2 separate regions of the Homo sapiens genome follow, and region 2 is linked to region 1. A link is a loop called in an ENCODE intact Hi-C map of the cell type or tissue named here. Cell type or tissue: sigmoid colon. All regions are shown on one strand.

What was found. Hi-C counts contacts between places; a loop is a spot of excess contacts. Peaks named below come from ENCODE experiments on the same cell type or tissue, not always from the same donor. Only the 100,000 strongest peaks of a DNase experiment are listed, where the experiment ranks them.
Region 2: it touches region 1 in a loop (2.7-fold over the local background); 2 of 110 quality-filtered maps call a loop at or near these places.

The regions. Positions count from the first base shown.
Region 1 is chr6:32,191,026-32,199,025 of GRCh38, forward strand. GPSM3 (G protein signaling modulator 3) reads right to left here and starts at 1,618. Exons shown (of 4, transcript NM_001276501.2): 1 at 1,447-1,618; 2 at 1,123-1,225; 3 at 684-883; 4 at 1-478. The coding sequence starts at 1,488. The coding sequence ends at 341. It overlaps NOTCH4 (notch receptor 4), which reads right to left. Exons shown (of 30, transcript NM_004557.4): 24 at 7,901-8,000; 25 at 7,624-7,705; 26 at 7,396-7,534; 27 at 6,274-6,569; 28 at 5,900-6,047; 29 at 5,299-5,396; 30 at 3,818-5,125. The coding sequence ends at 4,412. RefSeq lists a silencer at 1-97 and enhancers at 4,563-5,343, 5,344-6,125, 6,126-6,906. In sigmoid colon, CTCF peaks have their summits at 4,131 (motif pointing left), 4,457 and 4,726 (motif pointing right); DNase peaks (open chromatin) are centred at 1,636, 4,746, 5,536, 5,986 and 4 weaker places; H3K4me3 peaks cover 4,392 bases; H3K27ac peaks cover 6,325 bases.
Region 2 is chr6:31,967,300-31,975,299 of GRCh38, forward strand. SKIC2 (SKI2 subunit of superkiller complex) reads left to right here. Exons shown (of 28, transcript NM_006929.5): 21 at 1-78; 22 at 416-563; 23 at 657-783; 24 at 1,029-1,239; 25 at 1,387-1,497; 26 at 1,572-1,790; 27 at 1,981-2,121; 28 at 2,216-2,452. The coding sequence ends at 2,416. DXO (decapping exoribonuclease) reads right to left here and starts at 4,839. Exons shown (of 7, transcript NM_005510.4): 1 at 4,630-4,839; 2 at 4,021-4,382; 3 at 3,613-3,848; 4 at 3,307-3,526; 5 at 3,044-3,179; 6 at 2,810-2,904; 7 at 2,516-2,725. The coding sequence starts at 4,376. The coding sequence ends at 2,578. WHR1 (winged helix repair factor 1) reads left to right here and starts at 5,064. Exons shown (of 7, transcript NM_004197.2): 1 at 5,064-5,212; 2 at 5,322-5,458. The coding sequence starts at 5,113. RefSeq lists an enhancer at 4,626-5,336. In sigmoid colon, no CTCF peak of the experiment used is centred here; DNase peaks (open chromatin) are centred at 2,182, 3,532, 4,152 and 4,962; H3K4me3 peaks cover 2,706 bases; H3K27ac peaks cover 2,726 bases.

The DNA of each region.
Region 1 (8,000 bases):
CCTACTGCCTAGTAGCTTGACAACTGGTGGTGTCCCCACAAGTTAGGGAAAAGACTCCCAGCCACTCCTTGAGATGGGTGCCTGGGATCCCCCTTACTGCCTCAAGCTCCCATGGACCTGTGGGCGGGGAGTTAAATCCCTGTTCCATCTCGCCTGTTCCCAGAGTTTGAGGACTTTCACCCTGTCCAGTTCCCAGGGAAGGTGATGTGGGAGATGAATATTGAGATTTGTGCCGTGTCTTTCAGTCTCTGGTACCCCTGCCAAGCAAGAGTTGAGGGCATGCAATGGGCTGCCCAGCTTTGAGACCAGTGGCAAGGAAGGGCTGGTTGGGGCTCAAGTCTCAGCAGGTGTGTGTGGGGGGCCGGGACCTTTGCTCCTCCATTCGACCCCCACCCTGAACTCTCAGCAGCAACTCCAGGAGCTCTTGCCCCCCTGGAGGGAGGGGAGGCTCTGACCGCTGGGCTTCCATCCGCTGGCACTGGAGGAGTGGAGGGAGAGGGAGAGCTTTGGTGAGGGTCTGAGAGGAGGAGGTTCTTGAGAGGATCAAGGGTTGGTATGGGGAGGCATATAGGAAACCTGTGAAGGCGATGGGGTGCCTAGGGAGAAACAGGAGTAGAGCCCCAAAGAGAACAGGGGCCAAGAGACCAGGAGGCCTGGGTTTGCCTCCTGGGGGGATGTCTTACCTGGTGACTGAGGATAGTGCTGTAAAGCTGTTCTCTGTCCTCGAGAGGACGGAGTGGGGCAGGGGCTAGGCTTGAGGGGTTTTGGGGGGTGTAGAAGGTGGCCCTCTGCTCCTCCAGGCGGCGGGACTGGGCTTCAGCCACCAGGTCCAGAAGGAGTTCAGTCTGCAGGGAGAGCAGGGAGGCCGAGCGGGGTCCCAGGGCTGGGGAGAGGGGTGTGGAGGGCTCAGAGACCCAGAGAGGTTGGCAGACAGGAGCCGTGGGGGAGTGTGGACAGGGTGACGTGATTAGGGACTTTGGATCAGAGGAGAGGGGGTGCAATGGGGAATCCCAAGGGGAGTCTGGAGGAGGTGGGGAGAGGGCCCACAATGGAGTGGGCCTTGGTAATGGGGTCAGGATGTGGGCACTAGGGTCGGGGCTCTCCCTGGGTGGGTAGGGGTACCTGTGTGGCGGGTCCCTGGAGGAGGAGGGGATGGAGGAGCAGATCGCCAAGGCCGAGTGGTGGAGTTTGGAGGGGGCCAGCCTTCCTCATCCTGAGGGGGGCCCTGATGCCAAAATATGTCCATTCTAGTCAAGCAGTGGTGGTTGAAGCGGGAGGAGTGGACAGGGGGCTAGGCCAGTGGCCCGTTTCCTCTCTGTGTGTCTCTGTTCCTGCCTCAGTTTGCCCAAGCCTTTCAAGGCCCCTGTGTCCCTACATTTCTGCCCCAGGTCCTCTCACCTCCCTTCTTTCCCAGTGTCAGCCTCCCCAACCCCGTGCCCAGCTCACCTGCTCACCATCCTCTTCTTCCTGGGGTCTCTCAGCCTCCATCCCCTAGAGGGGAGAAACTGGTGGGGGAGGGGTGGCTGGGATTTGGGAGGAGGGCTGGAACCTTGGGTTCCTGAGGGGAGTGGGGGCTGGAAGGGGTGGGGGTGAGCTGGGGGCTGGATGCCTGGGTACTGAGCAGGAAGCTGGGTTCCTGGTCAGCCCCCCCACGGGCCCCGCCCATCCCTGTCAACTTCCTCCATTCTCTTCCCACCCAAACAGCTTGTTCAGTCTCTCTCGCCCCAGGGCAGCACTGAGACTGGGAAAAACTCCTCCAGCTGCAGGAGTGGAGGGGGCTCATGGTGGGGAAGGACTCCTGGCGGTCTCATCTCCAGAGCCTCAGTAGTCCCCTAATCCCTGGCTCTGCTCCCTCCACCCCACCTCCTCTTCTGCTCTTTCTGTCAACACAGGAACTAGCTACACAGGAAGTGGTTTCACTCCTCAGAATCCCCCTCCCCCCAGCCAGGTCCCTTCCCTCCCTAAGATAGACCCTGGTGTAGGATTTGGCCCTCCCGATCTTCCCTCTTACTTACCGGGACTGGGAGGGGCATGGTTCCAGTGGGAAGTGGAGGATTCAGATCCAGGGATGTGGAGCTCTCAAATATATACATAAAACCCTAGCACCGGGTCCAACACATAGTAAGTATTCAATATATATGTATTGAATAATCATCCCTGACCTCTAGGTATTTAAAATCTATTCAGGAGATGGCCGGCTGCGGTGGCTCACACCTGTAATCCTAGCACTTCGGGAGGCTGAGGCGGGTGGATTGCCTGAGCTCAGGAGTTGGAGACCAGCCTGGGGAACATGGTGAAACCCCATCTTTACTAAAATACAAAAAATTAGCTGGGCGTGGCCACATGCGCCTGTAATCCCAGCTACTCAGGAGGTTGAGGCAGGAGAATTGCTTGAACCCGGGAGGCGGAGGTTGCGGTGAACTGAGATTGTGCCACTGCGCTCCAGCCTAGGTGACAGAGCGAGACTCCGTCTCCAAAATAAAATAAAATAAAAAATACACTCTATTCAGGAGACAAGATGTGTACCAAATAGAGTACGGGAAGGGTTCATTTTGGAAACTTATAGTTTAGTGCAGACAAGGGGCAGGGGAAATTTTATTTTGGGCATAAGAGATATAGATATGGAACAATGAGAGGCTGAGGTAGGAAGATTGCTTGAGCCCAGGAGGTTGTGGCTGCAGTGAGCCATTTGTGCCACTGCACTCCAGGCTGGGCAACAGAGCAATACCCTGTTTCAGAAAAAGAAAGAAATGAAATGAAATTGAAAAGGGAGAGGACTACCTCTCTGGCTTGGTCTTTGATCAATGCTAATCAGGCTGGTTGGCATCAAGGAAGGAGCAGGGCAGACAACCATTTGGTACCTCTAAATGGCAACCTGTCATGTTAGGGAGTTTATAGCTGAGTGATTTGGAATGTGAAATGTGATGAAGAGATCTGGTCCTGCCGCTTATTCCTTGCAATCTTGGGCAGATCTCTGTGCCTCAATTTCTGAGTGAAATAGGGTTTTAATAGCACCTACTTCATAGGGTTGATGTATTAATAATGTAATGAAGCACTTGATGCATAGTGAATACTTAATAAACTGTAGATATTATTGGCTTTCAAAATGCCTCATGACTCCATGTTTCAAACCTAGCAACATATTGCTGCAAGGTGGACAAAGTTTCAAGATACTCTCTCCATCTACTTGACTTGTGGCCTTAGGAATCTCCTAAGTGGCCATAAGTAAAAGCCCTAGGATGAGGGACAAAGTGTGTGCATCATCTAGTGCAGTGGTCTCCTACCTTTTTGGCACCAGGGAAGAGTTTCGTGGAAGACAATTATTCCATGGTCGGTGGCGACGGAGGGCTGGTTTCAGGATGAAACTGTTCCACCCCAGATCATTAGGCATTAGATTCCCGTAAGAAGCGAGAAACTTAGATCCCTTGCATGCACAGTTCACAATAGGGTTCGAGTTCCTATGAGAATTTAATGCTTATGCTGATCTGACAGGAGGTGGAGCTTGGGCAGTAATGCTTGCTCACCTCCTGCTGTGTGGCCCAGTTCCTAAGAGGCCATGGACCAGTACCAGTCTGTGGCCCAAGGGTTGGGGACCCCTGACCTAGTGTGTGCGGTTTCTCCCTTGGCTACTAGATTCTTGCTTTCAGATAATACCCTAAATTATCATAGGGCCCCTAAATATACTTATTCTTGCTTTTAAACTATACTTACATCCTCCATCCAATCCAAATGCTGAGCCAAAAGCACAAAATGCTGACATTATGCAGTCACTCCCATCTTTTTTCCCATTCTTCTCCCCAATTCCTCCAAAAAAAGGTAACACTTCAAATCAGCTTTATTATGGGTGACAGATTTAGGGTTCTTAAATAGCGATAGCAGTGGCTAGAAGAAGCGCTTCATCCCCACAGTGGAGTTCTTTGTTGTGAGGGGAGGGAATGCAAGGAGTCATCAGCGGGGGTGGCCCTTGGCCACTTTTCAGCACCTACACAGTGCCTGGCACATAGTAGGTGCCCAATAAATATTTGTCAGCCATTTGTGGGCAGTGGGGACAATGGATCATAGGGGCACCCTTTGGAAACCATATATAGGAAAGAACATCTTACATCCCATATGCCTGCAATTCTTGGTTCCAACTTAGGGGTATTTCCACTCCACTCTGCCCTCCTGTGGCCTGTCTTATTTTCTGGAGGAGGACTGGGCCTGCCTCATCCTAGCATCTTAAACCCTCTTTCCAGAGCTGCAGCTTCTCCACGTGGAAGATGTCTGCTCTGGTGGGCATACATTCATTTTAGGAGAGAAACTAAACTCACAACCCTTCATTTTGGGGGATCCATCTTAAAACCAGGAAGGCCTTCCAGCCTGCCTTTTAATGGGTAATCATTTTTGGAATTCCTCCCTACCATGTATTCTTCTATTTTTTACCCTCTCCTCCTTGGTTTATGGGCATTTCTTGGAGGGCTGGGGGACCACAGTCAAGTTGAGGTGATCCCCGCTCCGGGGACGGAGTAAGGCAAGGAGGCGGGATCGGAATGTTGGAGGCAGAACCGCAAGCTCCCAGGGCCACCCAATCACAGGGCCAGTCATCCGTTGAGACCCTGCCTCCGCGCCCGGCAGCCACTCCGTATCTTCCTCGCATTATCGCAGGGTTGGGCCGAGGCCCGCGCATGCCTGCAGAAAACCTACGGCCGCGAGGGGTCGGGCCTCCTCCTGCTCCTACTCCCGAGAGGCTCCGGCAATGAGAATAGGCCCCGCCCCCCCGCGCAGCCAAGTCTACGGACCAAGTCCGAGCCTGCAGACAAGCTCCGCCCCCACGAGGGCCTGCTCCGGCTGACAGCGTCCGGCAGCGCGGCAGAGCCCCGCCCCCATGCGGGGGCACGCTTACTGACACCGTCCGTGCGCGCGGGAAGGGCCCAGCCTCGCGGCCCGGCGTGGCTTTGTGACGGGCCTCTGGTGGCCCAGCCCCTTCCAGCAGCGTCAGCAGATCCCAGTGGTTACGTTGGTGAGCGACGTCCGCCGGCGCTAGCCCAGCCTGGTCCCGCAGCTCTCGGGCTGCCCCCAGCCCCAGCAGTAGCTGGGCTACTTCCACCGCTCCTTCCCGCGCCGCCAGGAATAGCGGCGTCTGCTCCTGTACAGAAGAGCCAGGGCCGATATCAGGGAAGGCCACGCCCACAGGACTGGGCCTTTCTGCCTTCACTTGCGCGACCACTGGCCCCTATCCCTTCAGGCTTTGCGGGTTACCGCACTTTCCATCTCTCGTGCGCCTGACTGTTTTGTGGGAAGCCCTCTGTCCCATCTAACCCTGTTGTCCTGGGCATCTTTATCGGCTCCGGCCTGGAGAAGCGAGCGGGCGGCTCGGGCGTTGTTCACGGCAGCAGCCCAGTGCAGCGCAGTTTTCCCTAGGGGACGACGTGGGAGGTTGTTACCCCAGTTGGGGGCCAGACGCCTGGGTTCCGGTTTCCCACGGGTTCTGGCCTTGGGGGAAGGGCTATTCGGGCCGGCTGGTCCCTCAAAGGCGGGAAGCGTTGCCCAGGAGACCACCGGCCTGCAGGAAGTGTTGCCCTGGTGACGTCACCAGTGCGCGGGAGGGACAATGGGGCATTGTTCTGGGGTCGGTGAGACCGGGAGACAGTCTCCCCCCACGAGATTCCCCCCCCTTTCCACAGACACTGTGTTCCATGCCAGTTCCCCAGTAAGCTGGAGCGGAGGGCCAGTGTGGTGTTGAGGGTGGGAGTTGGGGGGGGAAACTCACGCGGCCCGTACTTCCACCGCATCTCAGATTGACCGCCGTAACAGCAGGATGAGAGGGAATGCCCCTCTGCTGCACCTATATTTTGCACGCTATCTCCCACCCCATCTGCTCAACTTCTCTATAGCATACATCACCCCTTCCTCTACATACCCCATTTATCTCTGGCCCCCACGTCTGCTTGGGCTGCAATCAGTTCTTCAACCAGGTCTTCCACCGCCAGCCTGGCAGCCAGCATCAAGGGTGTGGTCCCGTCCTCTGTGCGAGCGTCCACTGCAGTTTGTCTGCTACGGAGCAGAAGCTGGGGAGACAGAGGGCCAGTGACCCCTGGGGTACCTTGGACTGCCAACTCGAGTTCCTTACACTATTAACCCCACTCGCAATCCATATTCAGCCATCCTCCGCAGTTTCCCTGTCAGGTTCCCAATCACACCAATTTCCTCCTTGTCAAACTCTAGGGGATGCTTCTGTCCAGCTTTACTTGTAAGCTCGCCCCATTCCCTGTAGGGACCTCAGTGTGTGCTAACCTGGCAGACCTCCCGAGCATCAGCAGCCACAGCAGCATGAAGGGGTGTGCGCCCTGCCCGGTCTGGCTGGTTGGGGTTGGCTCCAGCCTCAAGGAGGCGGCGGGCAGCGGTTGGCCGGGAGAATCGGGCAGCCAGGTGCAGGGGGGTCTCCCCAGTGCCCACGGTGTGAGCCTGGGGACAGGCCCCTCCATCCAGCAGAGGTTCCCAGGGCTCAGGACATCCCAACCATGCCCCTTGGAAGGTCCCGGACTGTACTTCCCCACAGCAAACTGCTGACATCAGGGGTGTCACCCCATCTGTTGGTAAGACAGAGTAATGGGTCAATCTAAAGGACACAACAAGGGGGAAGGGACAACATGTAAGCTCAGAGAGAATCAAAACCTGAGGTGTTGGGAAGCTAAGTTCTGGCTCTGTGTGGCTTTAGCCAAGTGACTTTTCTGCTTTTCTCTGACTTCAGTTTCTTCCTCTGTAAAAGGAACCTGCAGCTTAATTCTCTGACATTCCAGGGCAGTGGTTTTCTCTTTTTTTTTTTTTTTTTTCTGAGACGGAGTCTCGCCCTGTCACCCAGGCTGGAGTGCAGTGGCGCGATCTCGGCTCACTGCAAGCTCCTCCTCCCAGGTTCACGCCATTCTCCTGCCTTAGCCTCCAGAGCAGCTGGGACTACAGGCTCCCGCCACCACGCCCGGCTAATTTTTTGTATTTTTAGTAGAGACGGGGTTTCACTGTGTTAGCCAGGATGGTCTCGATCTCCTGACCTTGTGATCCACCCGCCTTGGCCTCCCAAAGTGCTGGGATTACAGGCGTGAGCCACCACGCCCGGCCTAGCAGTGGTTTTCTCAAACGAGTCTGGATCAGATTCACCTGAAGGGCTTGTTAAAACAGATTGCCTAACATTTTAAATTCCTGAGTCAGTAGCTCTGTAGTGGAGCCCAATAATTTGCATTTCTGACAAATTCCCAGGTGATGCTGATTTTGCTGTCTGAGGACCACACTTTGAGAATCATTGTTCTAAGGCACTCAGTCTAAAATTATTTCCTCTAGTTCTGATATTAAAGGACTCTCTGATTCTAATAGGGTCAAAGGACTTTTTTTTTTTTTCTTGGTCTGGGTTGACTCACATACCAGGTCCACGGGTGTCCAGGTCAGGGGCTTCCATCTCAGATTCCTGGGGAGGAGTTAGCATGGCTGCCTGAGGGAGCGCCCCACAGCCACCACTCAGAGACCAGAGCTGGCACGTGGAGGGTGGGCCTGTTTCTTCAGCCTTTGGGTAACAGCAAGGATCAGTGAAGGTTGATTTGCCCTTTCATCCCTTCCATCACCTCCAGACCATTCTTGCCCCAGCCCTTTCACCTGGCCCACCTCCTCTCCCTCCTCAGGGCCTGAGCACATCACAACTCCATCCTCATCAACTTCTGCCTTTGGCTTCAGTGCCCTGGAAAGGAATGGGTGGGTAGAGGTTACACGGAATTATGACCATCAGGGTCTCCAAAATTTCCAGCAGGCTTCCCACCCCTCTCTCCTTCCCCTATCTTTGACTTCTGCAATAGTATTTCTTATCTTTTCTGATTGTAAATATCGCCATAGGAGAGACTCCCCTTCCTGAGCCTGGGTTTCTCCTCATTCTCACTTGAGACCAATGCTGTCCTCGCCTAGTGGGGGCCGGCGTCGGTGGGGAGCTGACTGAGTCCGAGGCCGTCGAGTGAAACCAGGGGGCAGCCAGAGAGCTC
Region 2 (8,000 bases), 220 kb before region 1:
CTGAAGTCTCTCTCAGCAGGAAGGGTGGTGGTTGTGAAGAATCAGGAGCATCACAACGCATTGGGAGTGATCCTACAGGTGAGGGTGATGGGAATTTGGACTCCAGAGGGTGGGAGGGAGCAAGCCCTCTCTCCATTTTCCCCACTTGGCCAGGGCAGGTTGCGTCATCATAGGGCCCTCATTTTCCCCTCTTGCCCTCCTTTTCACCCTCTCCCTTCCCATCACCACATCATGCTCACTCCTTCCTCCCACCACCCCAAGAAGTCTGCTCTGATCGCTTGACTTGGTTGCCCCTCTCTACTGGTGAGCTCTGCATGGTTGCTTCCTGATTCCTGCCCAAGGGTGGGTATCTGGTCTCTGCCTTTGATGTCTACTCATCACACCCCCCTCTCCTGGCCTCTCTGACCACCCCCAGGTCTCCTCGAACTCCACCAGCAGAGTATTCACAACCCTGGTCTTGTGTGATAAGCCCTTGTCCCAGGACCCACAGGACAGGGGGCCAGCCACTGCAGAGGTGCCCTATCCAGATGACCTCGTGGGATTCAAGCTGTTCCTGCCTGAAGGTGAGAGTGTGGCAGATGTCTGTTTTCTGCCAGCAGTATAAGCAGGATGCCTGGGTCCATGGCAATGTCTGCCCTGCTCTCCCCTTTTCACAGGGCCTTGTGACCACACCGTGGTCAAGCTCCAGCCAGGAGATATGGCTGCCATCACCACCAAGGTGCTCCGGGTGAATGGGGAGAAGATCTTGGAGGACTTCAGCAAGAGGCAGCAGCCAAAATTCAAGTCAGAGATGCTAGGGAGGCCCTTCTCCTCCAGAGGGGCACGTAGAGGCAGGGAGGGGCAGTGGTCTGGGAGTTTCCTCCAGCCTGAGGGAGACCATGAAGTGGTGGGGTTGTAGTGAGGGGGCTCCCCCAGCCTAAGGGAGACTGTGAAGTGGAGGTTGTAGTAAGAGGGCTTCCACAGCCTGAGGGAGGCTTCTGGGGGAGAGAAGATCTTACCCCAGATCTTAAGATCTGCTCCCTCTTCAGGAAGGATCCTCCCCTTGCAGCCGTGACCACTGCTGTCCAGGAACTGCTGCGTCTGGCTCAGGCCCACCCAGCCGGACCTCCCACCCTCGACCCTGTCAATGACCTGCAGCTCAAAGATATGTCAGTTGTAGAGGGTGGGCTCCGGGCCCGGAAGCTGGAGGAGCTGATCCAGGGGGCTCAGTGTGTACACAGCCCCCGTTTTCCTGCCCAGGTAGGACCCTGGGTGGTAACTCCCAAGCTGGGAGTAGGGGCTTTTCCTCTGTGGTCCCCTGTAGACTGACCGCCCCCATCTCAGCCCTTGTCCTCAGTGCACCCCTGCTAAGGGGCAAGGAGAAGGCTGACGGGTGGCTCTCTGCAGTACCTGAAGCTGCGGGAGCGAATGCAGATACAGAAGGAGATGGAGCGGCTGCGCTTCCTACTGTCGGATCAGTCATTGCTGCTGCTTCCTGAGTACCATCAGCGAGTAGAGGTGGGTGGGGCAGTGGTTGGGGCAGGGGGGCTAGGGGACAGCAGTGTGTCCAATGCCCACCCTTTTTCTTGCAGGTGCTCCGAACCCTGGGTTATGTGGACGAGGCGGGCACTGTGAAGCTGGCAGGGCGGGTGGCTTGTGCCATGAGCAGCCATGAGTTGCTCCTCACTGAGCTCATGTTTGACAATGCACTGAGCACCCTGCGGCCTGAGGAGATTGCTGCCTTGCTCTCTGGCCTGGTCTGCCAGAGCCCTGGGGACGCTGGGGATCAGCTCCCAAACACCCTCAAGCAGGTAGGGGACACCACCCCTTTCTCCCTGCCAGGGCTGTGGCATTCCTGACCTTCACCTTCAGGTAGTCCCCCAGGTGACCCCCTCCAGCCCTGTAAGTGCCCCAAGGATGGAAAATGGCTGCCTTCTTGATCTGGTCCTTCCCTGTCCTGGAGCAGGAAGGCAGGCCTTAACCTCTCCTTCTTTCCTGCAGGGAATAGAACGTGTCCGGGCTGTGGCCAAGCGGATTGGTGAGGTCCAGGTGGCTTGTGGCCTGAACCAGACGGTGGAGGAATTTGTGGGGGAGCTGAATTTTGGGCTGGTTGAGGTTGTATATGAGTGGGCCCGGGGCATGGTGAGTACCTGAGGTTTGGGATTTTGCAGACGGCTGGCTGGGGAGAACCTGCCCAGGCTGAGTGCATCCAGTCCTCACCCTACTTTCCCCACAGCCCTTCTCCGAGTTGGCAGGGCTCTCAGGGACCCCTGAGGGCCTGGTGGTCCGCTGCATTCAGCGCCTGGCTGAGATGTGTCGCTCACTGCGGGGGGCAGCCCGCCTGGTAGGAGAGCCTGTGCTGGGTGCCAAGATGGAGACAGCGGCTACCTTGCTACGGCGGGACATCGTATTTGCGGCCAGCCTCTACACCCAGTGAATGCCCCATGTAAAAACATGATGATAAAACAGCAAAGCACTGTTGTGTGCTTGAGTTGCTGGACAGGGATGACTCAGCTAAGAAGACAGCGAGAGAACCTCTTAGAAATATGCTTTTATTATCTGCACACAGAGATATGACTGCCTCCCTCTAAAGCATTACTATTTGGGAGAGGGAGTCTTGGGGGGTGATGGGAGGTCCTGAGTCATAGCTTCCACATACCATATGGGCAGGAAGGCGTAAGGTGCATCTTGGTGTACAGACACGGTGACTGGGCCGCCAGGCTCCCAAGAGAAGAGATGAACGAGCCTGGGGGGCAGATGGAGGCATCAGTTGAGGGCCAGAGGCTGGATCCTGGGATCCAGAGGGGAGGGACAGAGCTGAATGCCTCACCTGGGGTCATCCTGGACAACCGTGCTCTGGGCAAAGCTAAGGAAGGCGGCACAGAAGTTCATGCACACAGAGGGATTCCAGCCGTCACGGTCATTCTGGAGCAGGCAGAGGAGGAGGCAGAAGATGGGCAGTGGGGGTGGTGGGAGGAGAGAAGGCAGGCTGTTGCCCTGGATGCTAGACCTGTGGTCTTGGTGTTTGGGGATACGGGTGGGAGCTGCAACATCGTTCCCTTACCCTGACATATTCAAACATCTTCATGGTAGGAAAGGTCTTGAGGGAAGAGACAAAACCGTCTGGGTTACGGAAGCCAGCAACAACATTCGGGACCCCTGGGAGGAATGACTGAGCCCACCATTTCAGGAGCTTGTGTCTGACAGGAAAAGCAAGGGATCAGTGGGACCCCTCGTGCACCCTCCATTCTGCCTTCACCCTCCTCCCCAAGTCCCTTTCCCAGCCTTCAAGCCTAAGCTCTCGCCCTGCCCACCCCGATCCTGAACCTGTAGAAACTCCTCCATTGGCCAGGGCTGTGCATCTCCTTGGAGGTCTTGAGCTCCACATAGCAGGTTGGGGGCTGTGTGGATGGGGCTTGGGGGTCTGTGCAGTCTACCTCCCCTGAGAAGAGCAGAGGGTGGCTTCCCAGGCGGCTGCGTAGCACAGAGCAGAAGGCCACGTTGGTGTTAACCTCCCCAGAGGGGTCTGGGGAGCTTCCAGGTTTGTCTGCACAAGGAGAGAAGCAGCAGCAGGCGTGGGGGGCTCTCAACCTCTGGGAAGGGGAAGGGGGCTATGAAGCAGGGGCAACTCACCTGCACACATGTACTGCTCAAATTTGTATCCCATGTACATAAGCTCCCGGAGGAGCGGTGGCCGAGCAAGCCTCTGGGCCCGAGCGTTCGGTGTCTCCACTTCACTCAGGTATAGTGTTCCCTGGAACCGGGAGGCTGCCAGCTGCCAGCCCTCCTGCCGCTCATACGGTGTCGTCAGCAGTTTTGTCAGGTGCCCCCGCCACGTCACTATGGCCTCTGCCAGCCAGCCTGGACCCCTGAGAGGCAGGAGTTACAGGCTGAAGGTCTGACACAAGCATTAGTGAGATGCTCCCCTCGAAGAATAGTCTTGTTTCTTCTAAGGACTGATTCTCACCCCGGCTTTGGCTCTCCTAATTTTAGAGGGTAGGTACGGGTCTCCAGATATACTGCCTACCACGCTTTGCTCACCCCTCCAACCGGCCTCGGTGTTCCAGGAGCCAGCACAGCAGGTGGTCCAGCCTTTCCTGGACCTCCTCGTCCCGGGGCTGGTATCGATCCGGGTATCCGTCTCTGAGGTCAAAGTTGGGGCCTGGACCGTTAGTGGGGGGTGGGCTATAGTAGCGCAGGGCTCGGGCATCTCCATGGTACTGGCGTTGAGCATCCAGGGAGAAGCAGCCCAGTTCCGAAGGGCGCCGGTAGAAAGGAAAGGGCCCAGAGTAGAGGGCAGGGTCTGTGGGCAGAGAAGGTGCTGGACGAGGTAGTTTGTTCCGAGGCTCAGCTACCTCTGTCTTCTCAGCTCCTCTCTTGGTCCCCCTGGGATCCATGAGGTCCTAAGACAAGCAGGGGTACAGAGTTTCCATTCTACAGAGGAGGCCTGGAGAAGGATGACTGGTTTAGGACTAAGCGAGCCACCTGATCGCCAGGCTCTGGCCTTGAAACATTCAGGCCCCTCAGACGCCACCGCGGCCAAGCTCTCATCCTGCCTCTTTCCTTGCCCTTCACCCACCCTCCCTCCAGGTCCTCCAAATGCAGTGAGGTTAGGAAGGACGTCTGCGCTCAGATCAAGAATCCAGTTACCTCAAAGCTCCCCAACTTCCACCTCCGCAGAGCTATGACGTCATGGCAGGCACGCCAGAGGCCGAAGGATGCAAAAGTGGTTTTCTGCTTTCGATGATGCAATCATTCAGCGACAGTGGCGGGCAAACCCCTCCCGGGGCGGGGGAGGTGTGAGCTTCACGAAGGAGGTTGACACCAACGTGGCCACCGGCGCCCCTCCACGCCGCCAACGAGTCCCCGGGCGTGCGTGCCCTTGGAGGGAGCCAATCCGCGGCCGGCGTGGGGCCCGGCCTGGCGGAGGTGATGCTGGTATGTGCGTCGCCACCGCCCCTCCCAGCACTGACGGGCCTGAGGGACGACAAGTTGACGCTCCTTTCGTCATCACCTGGTCTAGGAGGGACGCCCGGGGAGACCGTACGTCACTGCTCTGCGCCGGAAGACCCTATTTTCAGGTTCTCTTCCCTCCATTCCTACCCCTTCCCCGGTACCATAAAATCCCGGGATATGAGCTGGAAGAGGCATCACCTGATCCCGGAGACCTTTGGAGTTAAGAGGCGGCGGAAGCGAGGGCCTGTGGAGTCGGATCCTCTTCGGGGTGAGCCAGGTAACCATGGCAACCCCGGGGGTGGGGCCTCGCTTCCGGTAGCCGAGAGTTTTGTTAGAACCGCGTCCCCGCCCCAGTTCCCTGTCCGTGAGCCGATTTATCTGCCCAGGGTCGGCGCGCGCGGCTGTCTCAGAACTCATGCAGCTGTTCCCGCGAGGCCTGTTTGAGGACGCGCTGCCGCCCATCGTGCTGAGGAGCCAGGTGTACAGCCTTGTGCCTGACAGGACCGTGGCCGACCGGCAGCTGGTGAGGGGCGTCGGTGCGACCGCCGGAAGCCCCTTTCCTAACTCCTGGAATTCCCTGTCACTCAGTCACTCCGCCAGCCGTTCAGCAAGCATTAGGCCTTTCAGGCGAGGGCACTGTGCCAGGCACTGGGGTGCCACAGAGACCCTGTTAAAAGTCCCGCAGGTAGTACAGGGCATTTCAAATCATGGAGGTAGAAGAACGAGGCTTTTGGGGAAACCGAGTCATGGGGCATGGTTCGAACATACAGCGCTGGGAGTGCAGTCAGACGTCAGATCATGACAGGCCTTGTACATCAGTGTTGTTTCCATCTTACACTGAGGCGATGGGCTGGTAGAGAATATCATAGAGAGAGGGAATGGTGTATTGGAGATAGTGGATGAGGCAGGGAGGTCAGCTAAGAAGATACTGCATCTGAGAAGTGGTGAAGGCCTAAATTAGGTCAGTGCAGTAGGGAGGGAGAGGAGAGTGAGGAAGAGGGAGGAGTCCAGGACAACTCAGACTTTCCAGATGACTGCGTGGCTGGTGGTATTAGGAGCACATTTAGTTGTTGGACTACAGATAATGTGTTTAATTTTATACAAGTTGAGTTGATGGTGCATGTGGAGCATCCAAAGACAAAGGTATTAGACAGTTGGATATGAGAGTTGGAGAGAATTCTGGGCCAGTGATAATAGAATTACAAGTCATGGAGGTGTGAATAGCAAGTGGTTAATTCTGTGATGTGGTGAGATCCAGTAGGAAGAGTGGGTAGAGGAGTGATTTCTAACCTTTTTGTAATCTTTAGAAGGTGATAAAAGCTATGGCTATCTCTCTCCAGAAAAATGCACGTTTGCCACATATACATAGGGTGTATGTATAGTTAGGGGGGAAATATTTTACTAATCCTGCGAGGTCCGTGGTTAAGGACTCCAGGTTTAGAGTGGAAGTTAATAGGGTCAAATCCACAATGCTGGGAAACACCATCATTTAAGGCAGTGTTACTGAATATATGAGCTGAGTTATTATGCCTGTGTCAAAATTACGTGGGCTGCTTGTTAAAAAAAATACAGGTTCCTGGGACTCATCCAAGGTTAATGAATTACGCTCTCTTGGGGCGGGATTTGGGACTCTACATTTTTGAACTGCCTCAAGTGCTTTTTAAGTGTGCCTTAAAATTTGAGATCCACTGACATAAAGGGAAAGCAGAAGAAGAGGAATCTGTGACAGAGGCAGAGAGGGACTTGCCTGAGTTAAGAGGAACCCAGAGGCCGGCGCGGTGGCTCACACCTGTAATCCCAGCACTTTGGGAGGCCGAGGTGGGTGGATCTCTTGAGCTCATGAGTTTGATACCAGCATGGGCAACATGACATAACCCCATCTCTACAAAAAATACAAAAATTAGCCAGGCGTGGTGGTACGCGCCTATAGAGCTACTGGGGAGGCTGAGGTGGGAGGATTGCTTGAGCTGGGGAGGCGGAGGTTGCAGTGAGCTGAGATAGCACCGCTGCACCCCACCCTGGGTGATAGAGCTAGACTTTGTCTCAAAAAAAAAAAAAAAAAAAGTAACCCAGGAAGAGGCCTACTGTGAAAGTAAAGAGATTTTTGAGAAAGTGAAGTAGTTGGCAGTATTAGAACCTGTGATTCAAGACAGTGGTCTAAGAAGAGGGAAGAGGTAAAGTAAAATATAAACTGAAATCTAGGCTGAGTGTGGTGGCTCATGCCTGTACTCCCACCACTTTGGGAGACTGAGGCAGGAGTATAGCTTGAAACCAAAAGTTTGAGACCAGCCTGGGCAACAAAGTGAGACCCCATCTTTACTAAATAACTGAGATCCCATCTCTACTAAATAAATAAATTAAAACACAAAAATTCTTAGCTGGGCATGGTGGTGTGCACCTATTGTTCTAGCTGTTTGGGAAGTTGAGGCAGAAGGAGTGCTTGAGCCCAGGAATTTGAGGCTGCAGTGAGCTATGATTGCACGACTGCACTCCAGGCTGGGTAACAGAGGGAGACCCTGTCTCTAAAAAAATGAAAACAACAACAAAAAAACCCAGAACTGAAATCTGTCCATTGGATTTAGCAGGTAGAAGGTTAATAGTGATCTTTCAAGAAAAGAGGAAAGAAAAGGAAGGCAGTCTAGCACTCACTTGAGGTGAGCTAGTCTCCCTGACTAGGTCTCCCGTGAGGAAGCATGCCAGATGGAACCACTCCTTAAGGAGTATTTGTTGATTTTAATGTATTGGTGTTAGCTTTTGTTTTTAAAAACCTTTAAAAGTTGCAGAATGAAAATATAAACATATATAATTTAAATGATGTTTATAAAGCAGATACCTATCTAGCCACTCCCTAGGTCAAACTATAGAATATGACCAGTATCCCACATATATCCCTCTCTGATCAAAATGTCTCTGATCAGAATGTCCCTGGGAGGTGACTGCTGTGGTCATTGTTGCCTTAGTTTTCCCTTTTTTTTTTTTTTTTTTGAGGTGGAGTGTCGCTCTGTTGCCCAGGCTGGAGTGCAGTGGTGTGATCTCAACTCACTGCAACCTCTGCCTCCTGGGTT